Regions from separate parts of the Mus musculus genome. Here region 2 is linked to region 1. Evidence: chromatin loops called from intact Hi-C (ENCODE). Cell type or tissue: left cerebral cortex. All regions are shown on one strand. Links, peaks and the distances in the headings refer to the core of each region. The heading gives the core; the rest is flanking DNA.

Region 1 (8,330 bases), core at 112-8,111:
CCTGGTCACCCCCTCCACTTGTCTGACAGAAATCCCAGCTAGATCCTGGCCAGGCTCCTCTCATCCCGACCTACAGAGCTCCCATTCTCCTATAGCAGGAAGCCACCCCTCACTAAAAGTACATTTTCCTCATCAACACCGTCACGTCTGGGTTTTTTGGTTTTGGTTTTGGTTTTCCAGATAGGGTTTCTCTGTGTAGCCCTGGCTGTCCTAAAACTCACTCTGTAGACCAGGCTGGCCTTGAACTCGGGAAATCTGCCTGCCTCTGCCTCCCAAGTGCTGGGATTAATAGGCATGCGCCACCACTGCCTGGCCAGGTCTGGGGTTTGACTTTGCCTTGCTTACAAGTTAGTCTAGTGTTGTGTTATAGATGCAGCCAAAAGGCATAAGACTCCAAGATCAGAGAGGGGGAGGGGGCTCGCCTTTTCTCAGTTCAGAAAGTGGTACTAACACATGAGCATTGGTTTCCCTGGACTCCACAGTGCCAAGGGATGTAGTAGACATTGAGGCTCCTCCATGGGGTCCTGAACCAAACTCCTGGACTGAGTTTAAAGGATTCTTACAAACAGATCCACTCAAATTTAGCCATCTGGAGTGACATTTCTGCCGACGAGATATGCTGGTTCCTAGATCAAAAAAAGCTCAAGGGGTCTGGGGAGGCAGCTAGCACAGTTTCCTAGAGTCCAGAGAGAGATTAAGAGAGTAGCCCAGTGGTAGAGAGCTCCTGTCTAGAATCCCCCAGGGAAGGGCTGGGCCACCATTACGTGGTGCTGGAAGATGCTTGCTGTAACCTGAGTTTGATTCCTGGGAGACACGTGGTAGAAGGAAAACATTGCTCCCTAACTTGTCACTCTGATCTTCATCCATACATTGTGGCATCAATACGACGACCTACACAGGCAGGAACGAACATGCACAGGCACATACACACACACACACACACACACACACACACACACACATACACACCAACACACACACAAAATAAAAATGGAATCTTTGGGGCTGGAGAGATGGCTCAGCGGGTAAGAGCACTGATTGCTCTTCCAGAGGTCCTGAGTTCAAATCCCAGCAACCACATGGAGGCTCAAAACCATCTGTAATGAGATCTCACACTCTCTTCTGGAGCTTCTGAAGACAGCTACAGTGTACTTACATATAACAATAAATAAATAAATCTAAAAAAAAAAGGAATCTTTAAACATCTAAATTCCTAGCACCCAAGAAAAATGGATCTGCCCTCCCTTGATGCACTCTAGGAAAAGTCGGATTTATGAACCAGACAACACAAGGCCAGCCACACAGAAGGCAACATGTGTCAGTGAGTGCTAGCACTAGCCCCTTCTTACTGCCACCATGGTGACCGTTTGGGTTGGCAGAATGGACCCAGGATTTCCAGGGAGAGTCTGGTTGTACGTCTGGCCGTGTTCCAACATGGCTCTACACCCAGAGAGGCCCCGGAGCTGGAATCCCTCCAATTTGGAGGATGTTTTGGTTTTGATTTTTGGATGTGTTGGCTGCTGGTGGCTTTCTCGCTATTTAACTAATAATCGCTGTCAGTTCAGCCTTGTCATTACCGTCTTAGTTTGTTATGGGTTATTTAGTTAAATTGCAATGTATAATGATGTGGATTTGCCTCCACCCCCGTGTGAGTGTGGCCTGCAATTTTCCACTAATTAGACTTTTTAAAGACACATATGCATTTACCTACTCAAATCTGCATCATCTGTTTGTATGTTGCCTGAGCAGATGACAGCAGCGCCCACCCTCCTCTGGGACCAGCTCTCTTTATTACCACCCTGTTATGTTCCCACGGGAAAGCAGAAAGCGGCAGGGGCTCAGACGCCCCTGTCTCCTGCAGGGAAAGCCACCCAAACAGAGGCTCTGGGTCTAAGTCGGCAGCTGCAATGGTCTGGGGAAGGACAGATTCCCAACATCACACACCTGCTCCACAGGAGCCAAGCATGTGCGAAAATCCTCATCAAATGGTTTTATTTCCCCATTGTGGGGAAGCTGTGTGTAGGGTCTGTGGTTCCTGCACCCCAGGACCCTCCTGCTTCCTCTGCTGTGTGGCTGGGCCCACAAAGAGGCCAACTTTGCCAGCTCAGAGCTTGATTCACCCAAGGTGAGGCTGCTCTGGGAAGGAGTCCCTCGGTGATACTCGCAGTGTGTCTGGACAGCAACCCATAAGCATGGGATTCGTGGTGAGGATAAGGCCACCAGTTGTGTCGCTTGAGGCAGACTGGGCCCAGCTTGAGGAATGAACCCTCTCTGGATGCAAACACCTAGACATCCACCAGGAACACTCAGTCTGGAAGAGAGACGGAGAGGACAGTGGGTGATGAGTCCCAGGAAATGAGAGAATGGCAAAAAGAAGCAGTGCAGGGGACACAGTCAGTGGGCAAAGTGCCTGTCACACAAGCAGGAGACCTGAGCTCAGACTGTGCCCTGGTTAAGCTCTGTCAACCTGAGCCATTTGAGAGGAAGAGCCTCGATGGTTTAGATCAAATAGACCTGTGGGCATGTCTGGGGGGCATTATCTTGATTGCCAATTGGTGTAGAAAGGCCCAGGCCACTGTGGGCAACCCCATTTCCTGGGGTGAGGAGTCCTGAACTGTTTGCTGAAGCTGGCTGGACGGAAGGTGCTGTGGTCCAGCGAACAGCGTTGTTCGTGGCTTCTGGTGCGTTTCTTTGGCTGTGAGCTTTCTGGTTATAGGTGAGAACGTCCACGCTCTCTCCCTGTTTCCCTCACTGATGGATTGTAACCTGGAAGCATAAGCCAAGTAAATTCTTCATCCCCTAAGTTGCTTTTGGTCGGTATTTTATCCTAGCAACAGATATGAAACCAGAACAGGCACACAGCAGCCATATTAAAAAGAGCGGGGAGAGACAGTGGCACCCTGGGGTGAACACCGGACCCACTTCAAAAGACGGGGGAGTGGGGCAGGTACAGAAGGATTTCGCAGTGTGTCGGGACAGCAACCCAAAGCCAACTGGAGACACCTGGGCCTAGGGATAGGTCCCGTTTCAAGGAATGAATGAGAGAGAGAGAGAGAGAGAGAGAGAGAGAGGTCAACCCTGGCCTGCACAGGCATGCACACTCACGCCAGCTACACACATCCCCACACAAGCAGACAACAGAGCCTTCAGCAGACCAAGCAAGGGACCCAGGAACAACGGGAAGGCCCACGGGGGGATGTCTTGCAGAAGCCCAGGACCACACTGACCTTTGGAACCAGTGGGGCTCGGAGGGGGTGGGGCCCCTGGAGGCAGCAAGGCAGAGTGGCTAAGGGCCTCAGCCATCCAAGTCAGGACTCGAGAACAGTGTTGGACCTGGGAAGACAGGAATAAGTCAAGGCAGGAGCAGGGAAGCAGGGGGTCCCAGCCCCGCCAGCCCACGCCCAGGTCCTCACCTCTCTCTCCAGCCCCCTCAGACGCCGATCGTACTCTCTGATCTGTCCCAGCTGCTTCAGTGCAGTGTCCACCCTAAAAAGAGAGAGAGTTCTCCTAGCTGAAGACAGAACGTCCCACCTGCAGGTCCTGCCCACAGCAGGCCCCCGCCTCACTTCTGAGACGTGCGTTTCAAACGCTCCGAGTCACTGTCTCGCTTGTCCCGAGCTTGTGCCAACAGGAAGTTCTCTTTGTGCACAGACTCCCAAGTCAGCAGCTTCCGCTCTGCTTCCTTAGAGAGACAGACACCTGCAGGGCCAAGTCCCAGGAGTCAAAGGGCAGGACCACTTGGGAACTTGTCCCCTCCCCAAAGCCACCAAATTCCTCATGCCTCGTCCCCAGATGGGTGCAGATCCTGACACCTTCCCCGAGCCCCACCCACCTGCTTTTCTTCTCCCCTCCCCAAACGCCCCCCCCCCCCCGCCCCACTCCCATGCAGACCAAGCTCCAGTCTCACGGAAGTGCTCGAAGACTGGGGAGGCGGGCAAGTTAGCCCTGCGACACCTGCGACACCTGCGCAGCCACTTGATGAGGAGGCGCACATGAGAGATGATGATGAGGGGTGGGGCCAGGGCAGGCCTCGAATGGAATTCCCGGATGAGGCTGTAGCGCTGTGCCTTCCAGTAGAGGTCGCTGTTGCCGTGCACTTTGCTGAAGGTGTAGCTGTGGAGGCCAGAGGTCAATAGTCACGGGAAGCCAATAAAGGACCCTGATCATAGGACTGGATTAGGAGTCGAGATAAAGTAGTCAGAGACCGCAAGAGCACGTGGCACCCGCAGAGCACTCACATTCAGTTCTCAGCACTAATATGGAAGCTCCAATTCCAAAAGATCAGTGCCTTCTTCTGGTCTCTGCCAGCACTGTACTCATGTGGTGTACATGCATGTATACATACATACATACATACATACATACATACATACATACAATGGATGAAGAGTCTGCACGGGTTCCAGGCATCAAGCTGAGGTCCTTGAGCTTGCAAGACAAATGCTTTACTGACTGAGCCACGGCCACCCAACTCCAACATTCTGGCTTTGATGTTTTCAAAATTCTACAGTGGGTTCTTGATAGTTTTTGTTTTTGTTTTTGAGACAGGGTTTCTCTGTGTAGCCCTGGCTATCCTGGAACTCTTGTAGACCAGGCTGGCCTTGAACTCAGAGATTCACTGGCCCCTGCCTCCCAAGTGCTGGGATTAAAGGCATGAGCCACCATTGCCTGGATTTTTTTTTTAAAGGTTAATTTATTTTTACATGCATAACTATTTTGCCTACATGTATGTCTGTGCATATTACCCACAGAGGCCAGAAGAGGATGTCGGATCTCCTGGAACTGGGATTACAGGAAGTTGTGAACTTCCACGTGAGTGCTGGGAGTCGATCCCATGTCCTCTATAAAAGCAGTCAGTGACCCTAACCACTGAGCCATCTCTCCATCCCCTGTTTGATTCTGATATAGGGATTCATGTACCCCAGGCTTCTGATCCTCCTGCCTTGACCTTCCGAGTGCTGGGACAAGCTTGCTCCACCACACCATCCTGAGCCCAGCTGGTTTCTAACAAGGACTTTATGCCCAGTGTCTTTAATGCACTCTCCTGAACTGACACAAAGACTGAAGTAGGGCCTGTCCTCACACTGCGAACTAAATTAACTCCAAATGGGCTAATGATCAATAGCTAAGAGCTAAACCCCAAAATCAACTCTTAAGTTTCCAGACTCTGGAGTTTAGATTGACCCTCTGTATGGGACTGTAAAATGTGTGGGTTTTTTAAAATTTCTTTTTCCTTTTAATGTTTCCTATTCTTACAAATAATAACCAGTTCTCTTAACTCCCTGCCAGCCCTCCTCCTAGTTTCCAGCCCCGCCCCTTCAAAGGTTTCTCCCAACTGATCTACCCTCAGCTGGGGACAGTCTGCTTCGGATTCCGGGCATCGAGCTGAGGTCCTTGTGTTTGGCGCATAACAGGCTCAGAATGAGTGGTTGGTCAGAATGAAGGTGTGCATTAGTGACTAAATCAACTTGGGTCCATTTAATACCAAATAGCTCGTTGTTTCCTCTGTGTTAAAAGCTCTGTGAAGATGCCCTGGGAAGTCAATACATGGGCAGCATTGTGAGCACAATGTCATGAGTGGAGGTGTGACCCAGGTCCCTGCTCATTTGCTAAGGCTGTGTGACAGCAGAGGTGAGGAATCTGAGGCAGGGCTCTGCTTATGCCAACGTAAAGAGACAGCTAAGAGTCTCCACCCCAATATTGTCTCCCTGACTCTGCACAAATAGGGAATAAATGCGTTACCACGTGAGCGAGCGACTGGGATTCAGCATGCGTAGGGACTGGGCTCTAGATCCACTAGGTTAAGAGCCTGCGTGAGTGTGTCCCTTCTCCCAGTTTTCCCAATCTAGCAGCTCCAAACTGTAACAACTGGTCTAGCCTATCTTCTCAGCTCAGCTTCTCCTGGCTCAACTGTCTCCAACTGTCTTCTCTTCTCACCCTGGTTGCCCAAGCCCAAGTCCTTTCTCAGCCTCAGCTGGCCTTATATATCCTCTCCCGTTCCCGGAAATCCAAAAGGCAATCACCACTGAAGTCCCTGGCATCAGGCAATTCTAACAGCTATGAGCTCTTTTGTTTGTTTGTCTGTTTTTCTTTTTGTTTTCTTTCCAGACAGGGTTTCTCTGTGTAGCCCTGGCTGTCCTGGAACTCACTCTGTAGACCAGGCTGAGCTGGAACTCAGAGCTCTGCCTGCCTCTGCCTCCCAAGTGCTAGGATTAAAGGCCTGACTCAGCTAAGAAATCTTAAAGAACCAGTTAACTAGCAACTGGGGATCCTTTGAAGGACCAGACACACAAAATAAATCACATTACATGCGACAAGAGCAAGAATATAAGCAACAAAAACCAAAAACCAAAACCAAACAAACAAAAAAAAACCGGACTGGAGCGATGGCTCAGCTAAGGTTAAGAGCACTGGCTGCTCTTGCAAAAGGATCCAGACTCAGTTTCCAGCAGCTACTCGGTAGCTCACAGTCACCTGTAACTCCAGTCCCAGAGGATCCGATGTCCTTCTTCTGACCACCATAGGCACTTTCCACGCACATGGTACACATACATACATGCAGGCAAAACATTCATACACACAAATAAAACAAACTGCAAACAAGTCACTAAAGTGGGCTTCTTCAAAAGAAAAGCGTTTAGTGCCCTGGAGGCACGCATGTGATCCCGGTGCTAAGAGGTAGAGGCAAGATTACCCTAAGTTCCAAGACACTGCCTCAGAGATGCCAAAACAATAGCAACGAGTTTCAAAGCCCAGGTAAGGAAGGCACAGGATCAGGCCAGCACTGGGTCAAAGTCAGGACATGGCACATATTGAACAGGTTCAAGTTGGGGGAAGCCCCGGGTGGCAAGGCCAGGCACACCTGAACATGGCGATGAGCAGGTTGAGCAACAGGATATTGGCCACCAGCAAGAAGACGATAAGGAGCAACACCACCAGCCAGTTGGCATACTGGGACACACAGGAGCCTGCGACGGGCCCCTCCGGATGAGCCCAGGAGCCCCGCTCCATTGAGCAGTTACCTGGAATCATGAGGGCCACTGCAAAAGGAACAGCAGGTGTGAGCAGAGAGAAGCAGGGAGAGGGGAGGAGATGGGAGACAGAGACACAGTCAGAGACCCACTGAGAGAGACGCAGACTCAGCTGGAGAGCCCTTTCCTACCGTCCATTTCCTCCTGGGGAATTTGTCCGAAGATCTGCAGATACGGTCGGTAGAAGACCCTGCGCAGGATACTCGGTAGACTGCGGTCCTGGGGCCTCAGGATCCCCTCTGTGGCCACCCCATAAGCTACAAGCCACACGCAGAGGAAGAAGAGGAAGAAGAATACATCCTTCATCTAGAAGCAGAGGAAGATGTGGGTGAAATGACCCAGCCCTTTCCTCCCTGGCTCCGCCCCTTCCCAGAACGCCTACTCCAGCTGGCTACTCTCCCTGTCTTAGACACAGCATCCTCAAAGGCCTGTCCCTTCTTGTCCTGCCTGCCCACCTCAGAAGCCCTCCCCTCCACCCACCCCACCCCACCCCAGCCCCGGCCACCTTCAGGTCCACATCCTGCCACTAAAAGGCAAGGCCCTCCCTTTCAGACTCCACTCCCCCAACCCCTCCCCATGTCCTCTGTGGTCCCTCGAGATTCTGCCCTTCACCCCTGGCTCCACCCCCCTGCACTCCAGGTCCCATTCTCTCCCACCTTGCTCTGCCCCTCCTCCTCAGACTCACCATTTTGCTCACTATGACAATCTTGGGCCCCAGCTGCTTGTTCACCGTGAAGATGTGCAGCAGGCGCAGTGTGAAGATCATGAAGTCAAGGCAGAGGACGGTGCGTCCCAAGTCAAAGAGCCCAGGGGTCAGCCTGAGGAGTTGGGGGAGAGAGCACAGCTCAGATCCGGGGTGTCTCCTCAGACGAAGCTGAGGTCTCACAGGGCAGAGGCAGGGACCCTCTGATCAGCTTTCTCTGGACTGAGTATGGATGGATGGCCTTCTAAGAATCGTTTAGAATGTGCCATGCCGCGCGCCTGTTATCCAAGTTCTGGGGAGGCCAGGGAAGAAGGATCTCTGGGAATTCCAGACAGGCCTGCCAGGGCTACAGAGTGAGACCCTGTTTCCCCACAAAAGGGGAGGGATCCCCTAAAATATGGAGTGACGGTCAGGGGTGCATAAATGAAAACATTTACAGGCTGCAGACTGACAGAGGTTGTAAGTCTGATTTGATTGACAGCTTGAGGTTACAAAGCACCAGGTATTGCCTAGCATGTCCTCATGGGGGCGCTCACAGCTACCGCTCTCAGGCAGGCAGACAATGGGGCCAGCTATTTAGACAGAAATCCGCGGAT
Region 2 (8,330 bases), core at 232-8,231, 91 kb after region 1:
GTGGTCCAGATTGGGTATACTCCAAGGACCAATGCTGACCAGGCTGCCGCACACCTGCGGCATAGTCACAGAGACACCTCCAGTGTTCAGAAACTTCTGCCCAGTCCAAGTAACTTTATGTCTACTACGCATAATTTTTAAAAAACCAACAAACAAACAAACCTGTCTGATTTTTGAAGGTCTTTAAAAAAAAAATAAACAGAAACAATTTCTTTGTATTTACCAAAAGCATCAATTTCTGGGCAATGGTAGCACACACCTTTACCAGCACTTGAGAGAACTGGCAGGCTGATCTCTGAATGGGAGTCCAGCCTGGTCTACAGAGCAAGCTCAGGACAGGGTAAAAAAAAAAAAAAGAACATCAGTCTAAATGCCTATAGCCATTTGACATGATGTAGATGTCATAGCTGTAAAATATAATACCAAAGCTGCATAGTTCCTTCCATAGCCAAGAATCCTGTCACTTTCCACAGTTCCAAATATGATTTACAGACAGCCAAAAGCTAGAAATATGCCTGAAATAATGGTGGACAGGGCAGACCTCCAAAGCAAGACAATCTGCAAAGACATAGCAAGTCATAAAATGATACCTCTCCAGGCTATCATTAAATGCTAATTGGCACATGACCTGCAAAAAGGGTACCCCTGAGCTATATCCATTAAATTAAATATTTATTGTATAATAACATTTCTCAAGTAGAGGTTTACCAAGGTAGGCAGACAAATATTACTAAAGAATCACCTTTCTGTTATCTAGTAAATTCTGCTTTTCCTACTCAATATCAGAATGTTCCTCCTAAGACTTGTGGTTATATGGCAGTATTCCTTAGGTTTGCTCTGAAGGTGGGCATGACAAACTTTCTGCATAAAAGAACTGACTCCAAGAAGCTCAAGTGACTCAGATTAAGTCATATGTACTCAGCAAGTAGAGCCAAACCCCTAGCTCCCAGCTGTGAGCACTGCAAGATGCTATAGTGTTCAGCACTAGTAAACACTATCCTCTTCTAAAAATAACCTTACTTTTACATTATTTATTTATCTGTTTGTTTATTTAGCTAAGGATGTATGTGCGTATCACTGTGCACATAGAGATCAGAGGACAGCATGCTAGAGCATACCCTCTCCTTCCATATTGTGGATTCTAGGAACAGAACTCGGATTTCTTGGCAGCAATCACCTTTTACTGCTAAATCATATTGTCTACGCAACCTTGTCCTCTTAAAGACAAAAAAACAGTAACTACATTGACAAGCATTGATATTTACTGCCTTATTCCAAACCCTTTAACATAAATTCTGTGACTCAGCTCTCTACTGGTTTCATCTTACTGCTACCTCTTGCTAAAGGCCAACCTAACCAATGCGTTAAACATTATGTTTTCTGGGTTAGTGGCAGATACTTATAATTCTAACTCTTTGAGTACAGTAAGCATCAAGAGTTCAAGTTTAGCCTTAGTGACAAGGAGAAATCTACAAGACCATGAAAGAATGTATTCCCCCCACCCCCCAGCCAAAGAGTCAAAACAACAACAACCCACAAACAAAACAAAATCGACAGAGGTGGATCACCTAACCCTGGAGAGGCAAAGGCAAGCAGATCTCTTGAGTTTGAGGCCAGCCTGGTCTACAGAGTGAGTTCCAGAACAGCCAGGGCTACACAGAGAAACCCTGTCTGGGGACTTAGGAGTCAGGGTGGAGACACAATTGCCAATGTAACCAATTTGGCCAATCACTTGGGCTAGGGACTACCACATCCATACAAAAGATATTCTTAACCCTACAAGGAAATGAGCCGCTCCTGGAAGCACACACCCATTACATGCAGCATTTACATGACTGAGAAAGGACTGCCATAAGATCTAAGCTACACAGCAAAACCGTATCTCAAAACTCAACGAAAAGAGGTTAGCACTATGGTTCTGCAGGCTAAGGCTCTTGCAGCCACGCCTGACAACCTAGGCTTCATCTCTTGGACCCACAAGATGGAGAGAATGGCCTCTTTCAAGCTGTCCTCCGACATTCACAGATTTGCACATACACCCACATATACAAAAGTATAATTAAAAAAATTAAAATGCACACAAAAGCACAAAACATGATCAGAAAACGTAAAAGCCACATGTGTGAACCACACAACTAAAACTGTTTTGAAGCCGAATGCCTCAGGGTAGCCTGCCCCATCCAGAGCTAAACCCTCCCTCCCAACATGCTCACCTCAAACTCTCGGATGTATGGTGCAATGCCACAGTAAGGTTGGTTATGGTGTTTTTCATGTGGCAGCTTTTCCAGGGGTGGCAGGTATGGGATGGGATCTCGGGGTGCAAAAAGGGCCAGAAGGTTGGGAGGCAGAAACTGTGTCATCTTGCCAAATCTAAGACCAGAAACGTTATGTTAGCATACTTTACTTAGCACTGCTTTCTTTTAGGCCCCCTTCACCCAAAACAAACAAACAAACAAACAAACAGGTGTGAGATTTGGAGACGGATGCTGCTATCCTGGTCAAGGGAGTGACCAACATCTGCTTGAAGAAAAGCTCTTGGTAAGAGCTGAAAAACTTAAGGCTGGTAACAGAAAACAAAGGGGAAAAGGAGTAGGAGGTGTGGGACCCAGGTCGAAGCCTCGCGCTCTAGAGGTTGCTCGCTTCATACCTTTAAGATTATGAAGTAGGGATTTCAAGGGAGGCCATAAGGATAATATCCAGGAAGCCAGGGGCCTCTGCGTAAAATATCTAGGAGCCGAGAGACGAAAGGAATTATGGGTAGAGGTCCAGGATGCGACCAAAAAAAAAAAAAAAAAAAAAGGCGAGAAAAAAAGGCAACACACAAACCGCAAGGGCCTGTGGGTAGGGGACCGCAGGAGATTGGGGGAGGGGGATCCTGAGGGAAAGAAGGCTGGAGTGCCCAGAGAACTCTGGGTAAAGGATGGGGGACGCAGAGGGAGAAGTCAAAGGCACTAACCCGGGAAACGGGCCACAGCAGCGGGGAAAGGGTTCGGGAACCCCGCAAGGGCTTGTGGGTAGCGGCCCCACTCCCCGTTAAGGCCTCTCATTCACCCACTCACTCACCGCGCGGCGCTCTCCTCAGCCTGACGTTAGCCTCAGGCCTCGCGGCCGCCCTTCACAAACAAAAACTCCCGCTCCGACTTCCACTTCGGCGGCGCCCGCGTCAGGTAGCTTCGGTGGTCCGCGCAGCGCGCGCAAACCAGACCTCTCCTCACAACCCGCGCGGCCTCAGCTCGCGACCAGAACTGGGAGTGGAGACGACTCGAATCCCTCCGCCTTTCGCAATGCGCATGCGCCGTACGAGTCAAACGACACCCTCACAGCAGTCCAGGCCTTACCAGGGGCACTGCGCATGCGCCAAAACTGTACTCATTCTGAAATGGCTAAACATCCGCGGCCCGGCTGTCGTACTGCGCATGCGTGATCGGACCTAGGTCGGTCTCAGCCTCGCGCTCTAGCTAACCGCCTATGACCGCGAGACACTTATGGAAGGTCCGCCCTTTCTCCTTACACTTCCCGGACCTTGTGCGCATGCGTCTAAGTGATGCACCACGTCGCATATCCTTCCGCAGCCTGTCAAAAAGTGCCTGCATGAACAGGGTCTTTGCGTTTACGTTGGATTTGACAGGAAACTCTTGCCCGGGTAGCGGTTGTGCACGCCTTTTATCCCAGCACTTAGGAGGCAGAGGCAGGCGGATTTCTGAGTTCGAGGCCAGCCTGGTCTACAGAGTGAGTTCCCGGACAGCCAGGGCTATAAAGAGAAACCCTGTCACAGGGAGGAAAAAGAGAGAGAGAGAGAGAACTCTTTCCCAAAATTTTTGTATGTGCTAGCCACCGTTTGGCTCATGATAAAATAGTCATCTCTTTGGCTCAGTGGTTAAGAGCGCCGACTGCTCTTCCGAAGGTCCCGAGTTCAAATGCCAGCAACCACATGGTGGCTCACAACCATCCATAACGAAATCTGATGCCCTCTTCTGGAGTATCTGAGGACAGCTACAGTGTACTTACATATAATAAATGAATAAATCTTTAAAAAAAAGTCATCTCTTCTTCCTGGAGCTCATATTGTTGAGAGAAAAAGATAAATCTGTTTTGTATTATTTTTCCTTTTTATTTTGTCTTTTATTTTTTTCTTTCTCAGAGCTGAGGACCAAACCCAGGGCCTTGCTCTACCACTGAGCTAAATCCCCAACCCCTACTTTTCCTTTTTAATGTGTTCTGTTGTTTTTATCTTTACTTTTTTTCAGACAAAGTTTCACCATAGCCAAAGATGTCTTTGCATTTTGTATCAGTATGTATATTTTATCTTTTTATATATATGTGTGTGTGTGTATATGTGTGTGTGTATATATATATATATACACACACACATATATATTTCCTGTTTTCTGTACACCAGGCTGACCTTGAACCCACTGACCTCTGCCTCCAGAGTGCTGGGATCAAAGGCATAGAGCACACAATTCCAGGCTTTTTCTTTTTCATTTTCTCTTCTTTCTCCTTCTTCCTTCTTTCTTTTGTTTCTTTCTTCTTCATTGGAGACAATGAAGGATCTGGAGAGATGACTCAGCAGTTAAGGGCAACTGGCTGCTCCCTCCCACGGTCCTGAATTTGATTTCCAGCAACCACATGATAGCTCACAACTATCTATAATGGGATCTAATGCCCTATTCTGTTTTATGCTCTCTGTTATGGAGGCATACAGGCATGTAGAGCGCTCATACACATACATACATACATACATACATACATACATAAATTTTTAAAGTAAAGCTGGGCAGTGGTGGCGCAGGCCTTTAATCCCAGCACTTGGGAGGCAACGGCAGGAGGATTTCTGAGTTTGAGGTCATCCTGGTCTACAGAGTAGTTCCAGGACAGCCAGGGCTACATGGAGAAACCCTGTTTCGAAAAACCACACACACACACACACACACAAAACTTTAGAGTGCACTGCCCATAGAGCAGCTCAGGCTAACCCTGTCCATCTCACTCCCATATTAATGGGATTACAGGCTCCTAGATTATCTGAGTTTGGGATGGAACCTGGGGCAACTCTACAAAAAAGTCCTCTCCACCCTGACCTTCACCTCTTGGCAATCCCCCTGACTCAGCTTTCTATGTGCTGGGTTTACAGAATTTGCCACTACCCAGGGTTTGTAGTTTAAAGGCCAGCCTGTGCTACAGAGAAGCCTCTCTCAGGAAAACAAAGAGAGGAGCTGGGGAGATGGCTTCTGTATAAGGAGCCGAGTTCACCCACATGCCCCTCCTCTGCACCTGTAAAAATCTCAGCACTTAGAGCGCTGTCTATAACTCCAGCACGAAAGATGGAGAGGGGAGGATTCCTCTCAGTCGCCAAGAGTTTAATTCCAGGTGGAGTGAAAGGCCTGGATAATTAAGGTGGAGAGTGACTGAGGAAAACCAAAAACTCGGTGGGGCCTTGACCTCTGATCTCCACCCCAACCTGCAGTGCATGGCTGCACACAACTTTAGTCCCAGCATTTTGGAGGCAGAGGCAGGTGAACCTCTGGAATTTGAGGCCAGTCTGGGCTACATGTCCAGTTCCAGGTCTAGATGTAGATCTCTATATGACAGAGAGACCAAGTCTCAAAAAACAAAAACAAACTTACAAGGTAACCCAAGATGGCATTGAACCCTTATGTAGTGAAGGGTGTGTTGACATTTTGTCTAGGCTCTGCCCCGCAGTTACTTGGCAGCAGCCAGGTGTGCCTGACTCACTATAAAAGGGGCTGCTTGCCCCCTCCTCCCTCTCTTGCCTTCTTGTTCTCCCTCCGTCCCTTGCTCCTGCCCCACCCCCACCCCTCTCCATTTCCCCTCCTGCCTCTCTCCCCACGTGCTCATGGCCTGCCTCTACTCCTCTACTCTTTCTCTCTCTGCCTTTCTCTGTCTCTACTACCCTCTCAGCTCCCCTCCCCATGCCCTGAATAAACTCTGTTTTATACTATACCATCGTGTGGCTGGTCCCTCAGGAGGAAGGGATGTCTCAGCATGGGCCCGCAGAGGCACCCCCACACACACACCTGGTTGCAAAGCCACCAAACACATCCCTTCTCTATCTCTTTATGAGCCACTACAGGATGGCCTTGAAATTCTGGCCCTCCTACTAACATACACTCCCACTCCCAGGTCATAAAAGTGGTAGGGATTTAAACTCAGGACGTTTTGTTGATTTGTTTATTTTTTTTCCTGGGGGTGTTGTTTGTTTGTTTTTTGTTTTTGTTTTTGGGAACAGGACTTCTCTTTAGCTCTGGCTGTCCTGGAATTATCTCTTTAGATGAGGCTGTTCTTGAACTCACAGATAGCCACCTGCCTCTACCTGCCAAATGCTGAGATTAAAGGCCTGTGCCAAGGTACTAGGCTCTTTCATTAATTTACTCTCCCTCATCCTGACAGAAGTTTACCCTCTGTACTGCCTAGTTTTGTGTCAACTTGACACAGGCTGGAGTTATCACAGAGAAAGGAGCTTCAGTTGGGGAAATGCCTCCACGAGATCCAACTGTAAGGCATTTTCTCAATTAGTGATCAAGGGGGGAGGTCCCCTTGTGGGTGGTGCCATCTCTGGGCTGGTAGTCTTGGGTTCTATAAGAAAGCAGGCTGAGCAAGCCAGGGGAAGCCAGCCAGTAAGTAACATCCCTCCATGTCCTCTGCATTAGCTCCTGCTTCCTGACCTGCTTGAGTTCCAGTCCTGACTTCCTTGGTGATGAACAGCAATGTGGAAGTGTAAGTCGAATAAACCCTTTCCTCCCCAACCTGCTTCTTGGTCATGTTTGTGTAGGAATAGAAACCCTGACTAAGACACCCTCCCACCTCCTCCCTCCCCTCCCACTCCTCCTCTGTTGTCCTGCAGAAAAGGCAGGTTTCCCAGGGATAGCAAACAAACATAGCATATCAAGTTGCAATAAGATTAGGCACTAAGAGGCCAAGTCCAGACTTCATTTTAGAGAACCTGACCTAAGTTTGAACTCAGGTAAACTTACAGGCTGGTACCTAGCATTAGTTTCCAAGTTGCCCCCCCTCCCCCAACAAAACCTGAGCCTAGCTCCAGTCTCTAGAATAATCCCCAGCAAGACCAGTGTCTTCAGGTTACACCCTCAACAAGACCAGCATCTCCAGGTTATTCCCCAACAAACCTGCACCCCCAGGTTACAAGCCCACCCCTTGCCTAATCACCATCAATGCAGAGGTGAAATTAAGTTTATGACTCCCAGCACCAGCCAATTGTGTTAAAGGCCACAGTAGCTTTTCAATTAGATGCTTGCACATTTATCCCCCCCCCCTCGCCCCCTGCCGCTTGCTGCTTACTGTAAAGCCTTGCCTTGGGTCTCCCCCACCACCAAAACTGTCCTGTGTTTCCTGATGCGTTGGTGGAGGGGAATGGCAGGGGGGGGAAAGCTAGCTCAAATAGAATAAAGACCCTGCTGTGAGTTGCCTCATATTGGCTCCAGTTTGTTTTGGGAGATGACTAACATTTCCCTGGCACTACAGCACCTCTCAGGCTGGAGAGATGGCTCAGCAGTTAAGAGCACTGACTGCTCTTCCAGAGGACCTGAGTTCAATTCCTAGCACCCACGTGGCAGCTCACAACTGTCTATAATTCCAGTTCCAGGGGATCTGACACCCTCATGCCTATGCATGTAAGATAAAATAAATTATTTTTTTAAAAAAGAGGTTGCTGTCCAGAGCTCGAATCTGGTGTCTCACAAACACCAAGTCTGTGTTTGGAGTTAGAGAGGAGGATCCTTGGGGCTCAGCTGCCAATGAGCAGAGGATCTTCTGCCCTCTTTCTGGCCCACACCACGACCTGCACTCAAGTGTCCCCCCCCATGCACCAATGTACATAATTAAAAACAATAAAAAATTGCCAGGCAGTGGTGGCACATGGCTTCAATCCCAGCACCTGGGAGGCAGAGGCAGGTGGATTTCTGAGTTCGAGGCCAGCCTGGTCTACAGAACACGAGTTCCAGGACAGCCAGGGATATACAAAGAAACCCTGTCTCAAACAAATAAAAAAATAAAAATTATAAAGAGCGTCTTGGTGGTGCATGTATTTAACCCTAATACACTTGAGGCACAGGCAGGCAACTCTGTGAGTTCAAGGGCAGCCTAGTCTCCATATCTAGACAGCAAATTAAATGGTGAGACCTTGTCTAAAAACAAAATAAATACAAAGTGGAAAAAAGAATTCCCTCAAGCTTCTAATGGTCCAGGAATGTTGTATTTTAATGTAATCAAATAGGTTTGAAAGACCTTGCCTCAAAACAAAAGAGAGAGGGGGCAGCAAGCAGGGTGTGGACAGGATGGGTCAGGAATAG

What was found. Hi-C counts contacts between places; a loop is a spot of excess contacts. Peaks named below come from ENCODE experiments on the same cell type or tissue, not always from the same donor. Only the 100,000 strongest peaks of a DNase experiment are listed, where the experiment ranks them.
Region 2: it touches region 1 in a loop (3-fold over the local background); 16 of 42 quality-filtered maps call a loop at or near these places.

Annotation. Positions count from the first base shown.
Region 1 is chr7:45,301,382-45,309,711 of GRCm38, forward strand. It overlaps Trpm4 (transient receptor potential cation channel, subfamily M, member 4), which reads right to left. Exons shown (of 25, transcript NM_175130.4): 18 at 7,717-7,849; 19 at 7,163-7,337; 20 at 6,863-7,040; 21 at 3,908-4,113; 22 at 3,567-3,699; 23 at 3,414-3,486; 24 at 3,228-3,333; 25 at 1,774-2,311. The coding sequence ends at 2,307. Gm39006 (a long non-coding RNA gene) reads right to left here and starts at 979. Exons shown (of 2, transcript XR_882064.2): 1 at 452-979. In left cerebral cortex, for the core only: a CTCF peak has its summit at 4,083 (motif pointing right); DNase peaks (open chromatin) are centred at 3,649 and 4,058; H3K4me3 peaks cover 365 bases.
Region 2 is chr7:45,392,446-45,400,775 of GRCm38, forward strand. Snrnp70 (small nuclear ribonucleoprotein 70 (U1)) reads right to left here and starts at 3,297. Exons shown (of 10, transcript NM_009224.5): 1 at 3,064-3,297; 2 at 2,214-2,370. The coding sequence starts at 2,360. In left cerebral cortex, for the core only: a CTCF peak has its summit at 3,939 (motif pointing left); DNase peaks (open chromatin) are centred at 3,027 and 3,395; H3K4me3 peaks cover 2,770 bases; H3K27ac peaks cover 1,365 bases.